2 separate regions of the Homo sapiens genome follow, and region 2 is linked to region 1. Evidence: chromatin loops called from intact Hi-C (ENCODE). Cell type or tissue: dorsolateral prefrontal cortex. All regions are shown on one strand. Links, peaks and the distances in the headings refer to the core of each region. The heading gives the core; the rest is flanking DNA. Region 1 has its middle 23 kb from the start of CRHBP. Region 2 has its middle 13 kb from the start of AGGF1.

What was found. A loop is a pair of places that touch in the nucleus more often than their neighbours do. Peaks named below come from ENCODE experiments on the same cell type or tissue, not always from the same donor. Only the 100,000 strongest peaks of a DNase experiment are listed, where the experiment ranks them.
Region 2: a loop joins it to region 1, with 2.3 times the contacts of the local background. A loop is called at or near these places in 1 of 110 quality-filtered maps.

What each region holds. Positions count from the first base shown.
Region 1 is chr5:76,927,588-76,932,975 of GRCh38, forward strand. It overlaps a transcript of S100Z not described here. Among named protein-coding and RNA genes, the nearest start is that of CRHBP, 23 kb to the right of the region's middle. In dorsolateral prefrontal cortex, for the core only: no CTCF peak of the experiment used is centred there; a DNase peak (open chromatin) is centred at 2,720; H3K27ac peaks cover 2,110 bases.
Region 2 is chr5:77,014,268-77,019,655 of GRCh38, forward strand. No RefSeq gene overlaps it. Among named protein-coding and RNA genes, the nearest start is that of AGGF1, 13 kb to the right of the region's middle. In dorsolateral prefrontal cortex, for the core only: a CTCF peak has its summit at 2,077 (motif pointing left); no DNase peak of the experiment used is centred there.

The DNA.
Region 1 (5,388 bases), core at 105-5,104:
GACCCTTCCAATAGTGGCTTAGGCCCCTGAGGAAAGCTGTCAGGAAATTTTAAAAGAAAACTCAAAGGGCATTTTGATGAAAGAAGAAATAAGGAATTAAATTTCAGCTTATGAACAACAGTTGTAGAAAGAGGAGAGTTAGGAAGGTGAAGACTAACATTCATTTAGGTCCAGCCTCATTCCCATGTTTTACCCATGTTATGACATGGAAACTTCTCAACAAGCCTACAGGGAAAGGTTAGTATCCTCATTTCGTAGATAAGGAAACCAAGGCTCTGGTTGAGCAAATTTCCCAGGATCCTGCAGCAAATACATGGAAAAGCCAGGTTCAAGCTGAAGCCCAGCTGACTCTAAGCCCATCTGTGTGTGTGCTGTTCCCTGTCCACAGGCCTAGACTCTGCTCTGAGGACGTGGGGGTTTGGGTGGGGCATGTGCTGGCATTACACAGGTATTGAAAGACACATGGGCAAGAATACTTCCCATGCCCTCACCATCTATATGGATTTCACGTATCCTTTAGGAGCACCCGAGTCAGTACTGCCTCCTTTGTTTTGAAACAAAGGGTCTAGTTCACTGTCATTTTTACACAATGGAGACCTTTATAAATTACAGCTTTTTGGTCCTCCACTTGCAAGGGAAACAAGGACCATAACAGGGCCATCAATAATCTCCCCAACGCAGAGGACCTGAACATATAAGCTGCAAAAAGATGTCTGAAATTTTATAATTTGTTTGCTTCCTGAATAATCTTTTACTTGGTAGAATCAATTGTAAGTGCCACTGTGCTTGTGGCTTCACAGACATTTTGAAAATTAGATAATGCACCTTTAGGATGGGAGTGAGAAGCCTTTGTCCCTCATGGCATATTTTATATAATAAAAAAGGCTTGTATGGAGCAGGGGTGAGCTGGGAAGGTGAAGCTACTTAAGCTGCTGCTTTCTTTCTGCATTATGGTACAGAAAGTAGCAAAATATCAAAGCCACACAGATTCCATCTTCCCTTAAAATGACAGAAGATTAGTTGAAGACAGAAGCAGCTCAGGCTCAGTAAAAAACAGAAGGTCTTTTCATATCCAGATGGGACTCTTTAATCCTATGAAAATTCCCAGTGTCACTTACTGGGGTAGAAGTTGACTATTTGGCTGTCTCTTTTTGTTTTTATTTTCGTTTTAGAGATTGGGTCTCACTCTGTCGCCCAAGCTGGAGTGCAGCGCACAATCACGGCACATTACAGCCTCAAACTCCTGGGCTCAAGCAATTCCCCCACCTCAGCCTCCTGAGCAGCTGGGACTGCAGAGGTGTGCCACCATGCCCAGCTAATTTTTAAACATTTTTCGTAGAGACAAGGTCTCACTATGTTGCCTAGGCTGGTCTCGAACTCCGGGGCTCTCAAGTGTTCCTCCACCCTAGGCCTCCCAAAGTGCTGGGATTATAGGCGTGAGCCTCTGTGCCTGGCTATTTGGCTGTCTCTTGAGTTACCTTCAGTATTAGAATCTGAGCCACAGTAGGAGAAACCTAATAGTCAACCTTAATGATGGATGTGGCAGAGAGAAAATTACAGCTCCTCGCTGGACAATGCACCCAACACATGGAAAAACATAGGAAGAGGTTTGGTCTTTGAGTTATATAATCAGCCTGGATTTTTACATGGCAGAGAGAAGGGTGAAGGTAGATGCATATTGTACCTTTTTTGTTTTCTGAAAAAAGTTTGCAAATGAGGCTTTGATTTGTATATGTCCACTTCATCTGGGAACTCCATTACTAATTCAGGGAAAGAGTTGCTGGACCAATTGAACAATTTGTCTCTCAGATATATGCAGGAAAATGAAATATCCTATTAGTTAACAGAAAATTGTCCTGATACATGCAGTAAAAGGGAATTAAAAGCATTGTTTCCAAATTGATTGTGCCAGACAAATTTGGCCAAATATAAGTGCATGACAATATCCTCTTATGGTCTTGCACTTTGCTTTACAGTTATTCCAATAGAACTCAGTATTTTGGGTCTGTACACCAAGAGGTGACATGAGATGGAAGCTGGGGTCATTATGGTTAACCTGAATGTGTCAGAAACCAAGCAGAGGCTGAATGTTATTATATGCAGCCTGTGAATCAGAGTGAATGGTAGAACCAGGCTAAACTATACATTGCAAAACAGGTGCAATGTTTGGATGGAATGGTCACCAACAGTATCCAAATAACCAATAGCTGGTTGATGGGTGTTATTTACCATACCAAAAACCCAACCTGCAGGGACACATTGTTCAATTGATCTGAGATCCCAACCCACTTCCACAAAAGGAAAGAGGCTCAATTAATAGGAGCTAACAGAAACAGGTAAAAGGAAAGCAGACAGGCATGTGCACAAGAGATTTGTAGACCTTCATGTGAAGAGGAGAATGTTAATAAAAACTTCTTGTGCATCAGCATCCTAAAATTCTACTGTTGCAGCTGCTGGTCTGATTTTCCTACAACATGGGGAGGTGTTTGCAGTGAAGATATCTTCTATTCCCACAAAGAGTAGTTTTTCATCTTTAAATCTTTAAAACAAAGAAATCTGAAAGCTAGAAAACAGCCAGGGATTTCCAAATTCAGTGTTTCCTAAATTCGTCTGTGCTACAGAATTATCTGTGATGCGTGTTAGACAGAGATTCTCAGACTCTGACAGCATCTCCAGAGAAATAGCTGGGATCGCTCTACTGAGCAAGCTCCCTGCTTATGCTCAGGCGTGGGCAGGTCTGGCAACATGATGATTGCACATCCAAATTGTACCAAAAAGAAAAACAGGTGCACAGAAATGATACACCCAAGGTCCCTAGGAACACAATAGAACCAGGACTGAACTTAGGTCTCAAGCACATAAAAATCCAATCTTATTTAATTTCCATGGTAAGGAGGCACACATCTCACAGTGTGGGTTTCAGGACCACAAAGCCTAAGGTTTGGTTGCTTAGGGCAGTAGGTGATTGGACCAAACCCTTCTATTCAATCCTCAGCAAGAAGTTCTGCAGCTCGATACCTTAGAAAAGATGCAATCACTCGACTCTGAAAATTCCCTGTTAGCTTGTCAGCTGGGGCTGCTTTAATTTTACTTTTAGGTCATAATTCTATTTAATACCACTGAGCTCTGTTCTATTGATCACTGGGCTTGACTCAGCACTGATGTTTTTGAGGAATTGACCATTATGTCTGAAGTGTAGGGTAAAGCGGGTATCCAAGGAGAAGAAGAGTGTTTGAGGCCCTATGATTTCCTGGAATATTACCCATCTGGGAAATTGTGTAGGAGTCCATTGGAGGAGATATTTTAAAACTCCAGCTTGGCAGAGGTTTTGTGGAAATGGACACCTAAATCAATTCGAGAGCAGCCTATGAGAGCTAGAATGGGGTCGGCAAAGTTAACAGCTTTTTTGCCTGAAGGAGTGGGGGCAGTGGGGTATGGAACAGGTATTCTTGCTGGCTTGTAGGTGGGTGAGCAGGGAGAAAGAGCTCTAGTCTCTCTTTTTCCTTTTCTTTCTTCCTTTTTTTTTTTCTTTTTTGAGACAGGGTCTCACTCGGTCGTCGAGGGTTGGAGTGCAGTGGCACAATCACAGCTCACTGCTACCTCCACTTCCCTGGGCTCAGGTGACCCTTCCGCCTCAGCCTCCCGAGTAGCTGGGACTTATGGAGGTGTGTCACCACACCTGGCTAATTTTTTAAAAAACTTTTTTGTAGAGACAGGGTTTCACTATGTTGCCCAGGCTTGTCTTGAACTCCTGAGCTCAAGCAATCAACCCACTTCAGCCTCCCGAAGTGTTGGGATTACAGTCTCCAGCCACCATGACTGGCTCCTCTTTCTCTTCTTATTTGAGGACAATAATCTCATCATGAGGTCCCCACACTCATGACCTCATCTAAACCTAATTACCTTCCAAAGGTCCCATCTCCAAACACTATCACATGGAGGATTAGGGCTCCAGCCTGTGAATTAGTGGGGAGGGGCACAGACATTCAGTCCATAATAGGAGGTGTCCTTACCTTCAGCCCCGTAGCGTGGTTGAACCTTGGTGGGGATGGAGAAGTGCTATAGAAAAGACCAGATGGATAGCGAATCTGAGAACATTAAGGTTGCATTAGGAGGCCACTGACTGTGGGAGTCTAATACCCAGAAGTAAGCTGCAATCTTAAGAACAAGATGAGATCACTTACAGGAAAGAAAGAACATTTGGGTTTTTTTTATTCTTCTTTTTTTTTGTGCACACATAAGTCTCAGTGTGTAAAATTTGACACCAGGATGTCCATATATACACATTCACACACACATAGGAGAGACAGAGGAACATAGTAGGGGTAATATCCATAATGGTAGTTATCTCTGGATGGTAAAATTATGTTATTTTATCTTTTTTCATTGACCACTAGTGCGGATTTTTCTAACATGGATTATTATTTATATATATAATTTATAACAAAAACTTCCCAATATATCTTTTCATAAGATGTCAGTTATTTTCAAAGGTCACTTGTGTTGTGTCTGCATCTTTCAAAATCATAGGTTGTAAACTCAAGCATTTAAATTCTTTTTTTTCTCCCCAGTGAAAAGATAGGAGATTTGTTGCTGTTGTTTGTCTGGTTTTTGCGCAGGACTGACAAGTTATTTTGATGTCTTATAGGCACAACCTAAGTAATATAATTTGGTTAAGTTGGAAAATAAGCATTTTGCAGAGCTTTCTCCTAGGCTTTCAACAGCACAAGATTTTTATGCCCTTCTCACGATGAGACCGAAGTGAAGACTTTTTTTCTTTTTGAGACAGGGTCTCTCACTCTGTTGCCCAGGCTGGAGTGCGGTGGTGTGATCTCAGCTCACTGCAATCTCAGCCTCCCAGGTTCAAGCAATTCTCCTGCCTCAGCCTCCCAAGTAGCAAGGATTACAGGCACCCGTTACCACGCCCAGCTTATTTTTGTTTTTCTAGCAGAGATGGGGTTTCATCATGTTGGCCAGGCTGGTCTCGAACTCTTGGCCTCAAGTGATCCGCCCGCCTTGGCCTCCCAAAGTGCTGGGATTACAGGTGTGATCCACCGTGCCTGGCTGTGAAGACCATTTTTGAAACTCCAGTTAGGGAGATGTCTCCCACTGTGTGGCCGACCCCTTCCCATCCACAGATGAATGACTTAGTCATTACCTTTTACAAAGAAAATTCATTTATTTTTTCATCAACGCTTTAAAAATAAAAACAAAATAAAGCTAGACATTTTTTTCTGATGGGATTTGGGAAGAAAGATTAAAAAAGTGTAAGAAAAGCCTTTAATGACTCTGTAATATTTAACACCTAAACAAAGCGGCTTAGTACCAGTGGGAGCTGAAACTCATTAAAATGAAAATTATATTTGCTTCATCAATGCTAAAATAAAT
Region 2 (5,388 bases), core at 121-5,120, 87 kb after region 1:
GGTGGGCTGATGTGGGAAGATTGCTTGAGCCCAGAAGTTTGAGGCTGCAGTGAGCCATGATTGCACCACTGCACTCCAGTCTGGGCAACAAAGTAAGACCCCATCTCTAAAAAAAAAGAAAAAAGAGAATGGCACCTACAAAGTTAATGACACAGAAAGAGTTTAATAAGCATGTGCATACTTAAACCCCATAAAAACTTGAAGATACTTAGCACGTCTTTGTTCTGTGGTTTTTTTTTTTTTTTAAATAAGGGTCTTCAGAAGGCTATGGATTACTATTTAATTATATTTTAATCTTCCAGCTATTGTATCATCCTAGTTAGAACTGCTAAAGAGCTAAGGATTAACCTGGTTTTTGAAAGTCAGGGTGTAAGCCAGCCTACACGTCTCCCATAAACACGCTTGGTTCTTCAAGTTCCCAGCAAAAGCAACACAGCCATAACACAGGTGAGGTACATTGCTTATCAATATATACAGATTAATTGAAGTAAGAACTGTGCTGTTAAAGAGAAGTACCCAAACACATGTTCTTATAAGTTTATGCAAATAAATTCTCTAACAATTTTATATTGGAATAAAATATATATGGCAAAATATACAAACATTCATATTCCCACTGAATCTCTGTGGCTGTCTAGCCACTTGGCAGAAGATCAAAACTCTGCCAGTTTATGAAGCAGATTCTGCATTAAATTAAGGTACTGTCCTGGGCAATAGGGCAAGTGCCCATCTGTAGTAAAAATACAAAAATTAGCCAGGCACAGTGGTGCTTCCCTATGATCCCAGCTACTCAGGAGGCTGAGGTGGTAGGATTGCTTGAGCCTGGGAGGTCAAGGCTGCAGTGAACCGAATTCACACCACTGCACCCCAGCGTGGGTGACACAGCAAGACCCTGTCTCAAAAAATAATAATAATAAAATAAGGTATTGATGCTCTCTGTACATTTGGACCTAACAAAGACTCTCTCCTTGACCAAACTTTAGTCAATCTCTCCTGAGCCCTCTTCTCAACTAGGCCTCAACGTGCATAGCCCAGTTTTCACAAGAATCCCACAAAGTCAATTTAGAGAGAATCCCCCACCCTCAATATTTGATCGCTGTTGATGTCAATCAAATTCCTCATACCCTACCCTTGATATCTCATCAGCCTTTCCTGCCCTCAGCAAGAGCCTTGTTTGGCCACTCTAGCAAGAATGCCCCGTCTTTGATTTCTCTTCTTAGTAAATTTCCATCCACCATTACTCCCAACCTGCTCCTTGGCTGTAAATCTCCACTTGTTCTTGTCGTATTCAGTGTTGAACCCAGTCTCTCTCCCCTATTGCAATGGTCTTGACACTTTTACCTATTGCAATAGTTCTGATTAGGATCCTCCTTACCATGTTAATAAGGGTCAGAATGATTTTTTCTCTAACAAACCTGGGCCCAGCCTACTCTATCCAGCACTAATGTGCACCTCCCAGAAGTAAGGGAGTCTTCTTAGGATCCTCTTCTTTGATTACCTGAGATAGAAGGTGTGGGGGACCAAATTAAAGAGTACACCCGTTTCTCCCGACATTCTTTCCCATTCCTTAGATGAAGAACAAGAAGACATCACATTGCTAGATGCAGTAAAATGGGTACATAGGAAAACTTCACCAAAGGATTAAAAATAACATAATTACACTATCACAATAATCATTCCACTTACACAATAAAGTTAACTCAAGTGGGGATTCTTAGTTTCATGTTAATTTCCTCCCATAATGCCCCAAGATGGGGACATACTCTTCAGATAAATAGTCCTGCTCCTGGAGCACCCTGAGCATTCCTGGAGCTCCCTGCGCATTCCTGGCACTGGCATTTATCTCACTACATTCAAGTCACCTCTTGTCTGGGCTCCTCCAGGGTAGGGACACCTGGGGTGATGGTGGGAAGGTGGGGAGTTGCTCCTCATAGTTGAACACAGGCCTCTAATTCCATAATCATCTGAAGAACATCAGGCCCAGAATGTGGACCATTAGAAGCTCCAGGCAACATTTTGGCTCTTCAGATAGACAATACCGTGTTAGTCCTTAAACTTGTGCCTGAAACCTTTTGAAAATGTCAATGCTTTATTGCCACCTTCTGGTCAATTGTGTTTTGTGTTACTTCTTCAAGACGTCATTTGGTCTCAGTAAAAAGGATCTGAGAGAAATGAAGTCCCTGTCAGAGCAGAAATCCCACTTCTCCAGTGGTAGCCAACATGGACAGAATGTTATATATCCCTTGAGAAATTTCCCAAGGATGTGAATGCATGTATATGTCACACAAATGAATACTGTTCTGAATCTTGTAGGGTATAAAAGACAGGTCATTATAGCTTACATTTCTACAGAGCTTTGTTTTTAAAAAACAGTTTACAAAGCGCTTTCACATTTGGTCATTATAATAACTTGAGAGGCAAGTAGGATGTATTAATAGAATGATCTGTTGGCCATCCTATAAAAAGACAGGGAACTGTCAATGAACTCTAACTTTCCTTGCAGATTTGTGCTCCTATTAATCTTTTTAAGCTTTCTAGAATGGTTCTATATCTACTTTTTCATTAGCAAGCCCACTTTTGCACTTAAAATGTAATTTAGTTTACAAGAATAATGTACGCATCATATTAAACCATCTATTGTGTAGATAAAACTTTAATAATCAATTAATAACATGTATACATTAATGCCTCATGCTGATGCATAAACCTGAATTTATGGTTCATGATGATGACGATGATGAGACAGTAACATGTGAATTAAGAGCACTGCCTCTGGAAGCAGACTGTCTGAATTTGAATCCCAGCTCTGACTCTTTCTGGCTGTATTATCTTAAGCAAGTTACTTAATCTCTGGACTTCATTTTTGTTCTCTGTGAAATGGAGGTGATGATGATGATGATGGTGATGATGATGATGATACCTATCCCACAAGACTGTTATGATAATTAAATGAGTTAATATCAATACAGTGCTTAAAACAGTGCCTAGCACATAAATAATTATTTTTGAAAAGTAATTAAACCAGCTCCTGGCATGTAGCAAACACTATTTATAAAACAGAACAACAATAATTAATATTCATTGCAAACTTGCTATGTGCTAGGTTCTAAATTTAGAGCTTTCCACTCTATTATTTAATCTCCATCTGACATATGAGGAAACCTGAAACACAGAGCGCTTAAGTAACTTGCCTAAAGTCACACAGCTAATGTGGGTAACAGAACTGAGATTTAGTTAACGTGTCTCTGTCTAGAAGTTGTTACTTTACTACATAACACATGTCTGTGTTACAACTAAAGCATTTCACCCATTTATCAAGTTAATTCTATACTATTTGGAATCCTCTGTAACCCTAATGAGCTACATAAGCATCCAACTTTGTCTTTCTCTTCTAGGGTTTTGGTACACATTCAGATGAATCTTAATTTGTTCATGGCTATTTTATATGCAGACATATTCAATGCCAAATGAAATGCCATGACTATATTTAATAAGTGTATGATGATAATAAAGAAGTTGTTAGGCTTACATTCTGTCCTTGCTCATCAGGAGACTGTTCCAAGAAACTAATCTATAACTTTGGTAATTAAATATTTACTCATCATGATCTCAGATTGAATCCTCATGAACTAACACACGGCGAGAAGTACATATCAATAAACGATGGGATCATGACCAGGATCTTCCTTGAAACAGCAAGAAGGTAAATATGTAGTTGTGGCATTCCAATGTTTCCTTCGAATCATTTTAATTTCCTTTCTTATATTTTTAAATATTTTATATTATAAGAGAATTGTCAATAACTTGCTCCACCTCAGGGAAAAAAGGGAAGGGAGGAAAGGAGAAGACTCCTACAGAGTTAAATGCTTTCACATTTCTTGATTAATTCAGCACCCTACTCCACCCCCAAGTACAGGTGGGAGATGCTTCCTCACACCCACTCCACTGAGGGTCCAATCTAGGACTCCATCAGTCCTCTCCCTCTCCTTCGGTTCATGAGTGTCTTGGGGTATTATGTGCATTGGGTAGTGAAGCTGGCTCCCCAGCTTCACTGGGGATGAAGTGAGTGTTCCTATGAGTCAGTGGGGGAGGATGCTGGAGGAATGAAGTCCTCGTGGGCACCAAGGGAGGATGGTTACCAGAGTTCCCTGGTGCAGGCAGGGGTGACACTCCCATGAATGAAAGTAGAGCCAACTGCAGCTGATGGCCCAGCTCCCAAGCAGTTCCTGAGCACCAATAGCCCTCATGGTGGTCCCTTATCAGATCTGCCCACCCAGTTCTTCCTGGGCAATGCGCTCTCTCTCTTCTTGAACACCTTTTCCTAATGCCCAACCCAGCCCCAGACCCTGTTTCCTCTTTACTGTATCCTCTTGTTTCCTTTTGGTCTTGGAAAAAATTCTTACTTCCTTTAGCTCCTAACCTTCTCTAGGGTACTTCTTGCTTTTCCTCAAACTCTAGTCTTTTGTTCTTTTCTGATAGGCTGATGTTCATCAGACTCAGAACCCATTCCTTTCCTTTCAGACAGAATCTAAGGGAAAATGATACTATATTAATTATATGACTTATAATTGTTATATAACACACACATATGTATGTATACACACACACACACACACACACACACACACACACACACAGTGAGAGAGAGAGAGAGCCTTGCTTTGTCACCCAGGCTGGAGTGCAATGGGGTGATCATGGTTCACTGCAGCCTTGACCTCCCAGGCTCGGATGATCCTCCCAAGTAGCTGGGACCACAGGAGTGCAGCACCATACCTGGCTTATTTTTAAAATTTTTTAAATTATTATTTGTCTCCTTATGTTGCCCAGGCTGATTTCAAACTCCTGGGCTCAAGTGATCCTCCTACCTTGGCCTCCCAAACTGTTGGGATTACAGGCATGAGCCACCATGACTGGCCAACATATAATTATTGTCGTAATATTTTATAATATTTGGACATTATATTGTTAAATTATTATAATTGTTATAATATTGTTATTATTATAACAGTATTGTATAACACTTGTTATAATATTGTAACATGTCATCACCTTATAAACTGTTTTAATATTTATTATATTATTATAATATTGTTATAATGTTATAAACATTAAAATATAAATTTACTTTAAAATCATATACCTAGTTATTATTATATTAAAATGGTTTGAACATTCCTATCTTTCTACTCTAACTTGTGTGAATGTAACTGCTCCAGGGAGATCGTCTGAGTGTGGGGGAATTGTGGAAAGGTTCTGAGCACATTTTGTTTACCTAGTAAGGAGAGGGTGTTTATTTTGTCCTGAAATAGATATTTCAGGTATCTATTTTGATCCTCTGAAAGAAAATTTGCATTGCTTTTTTTTTAACGTCTAGTTAGTATAACCAAA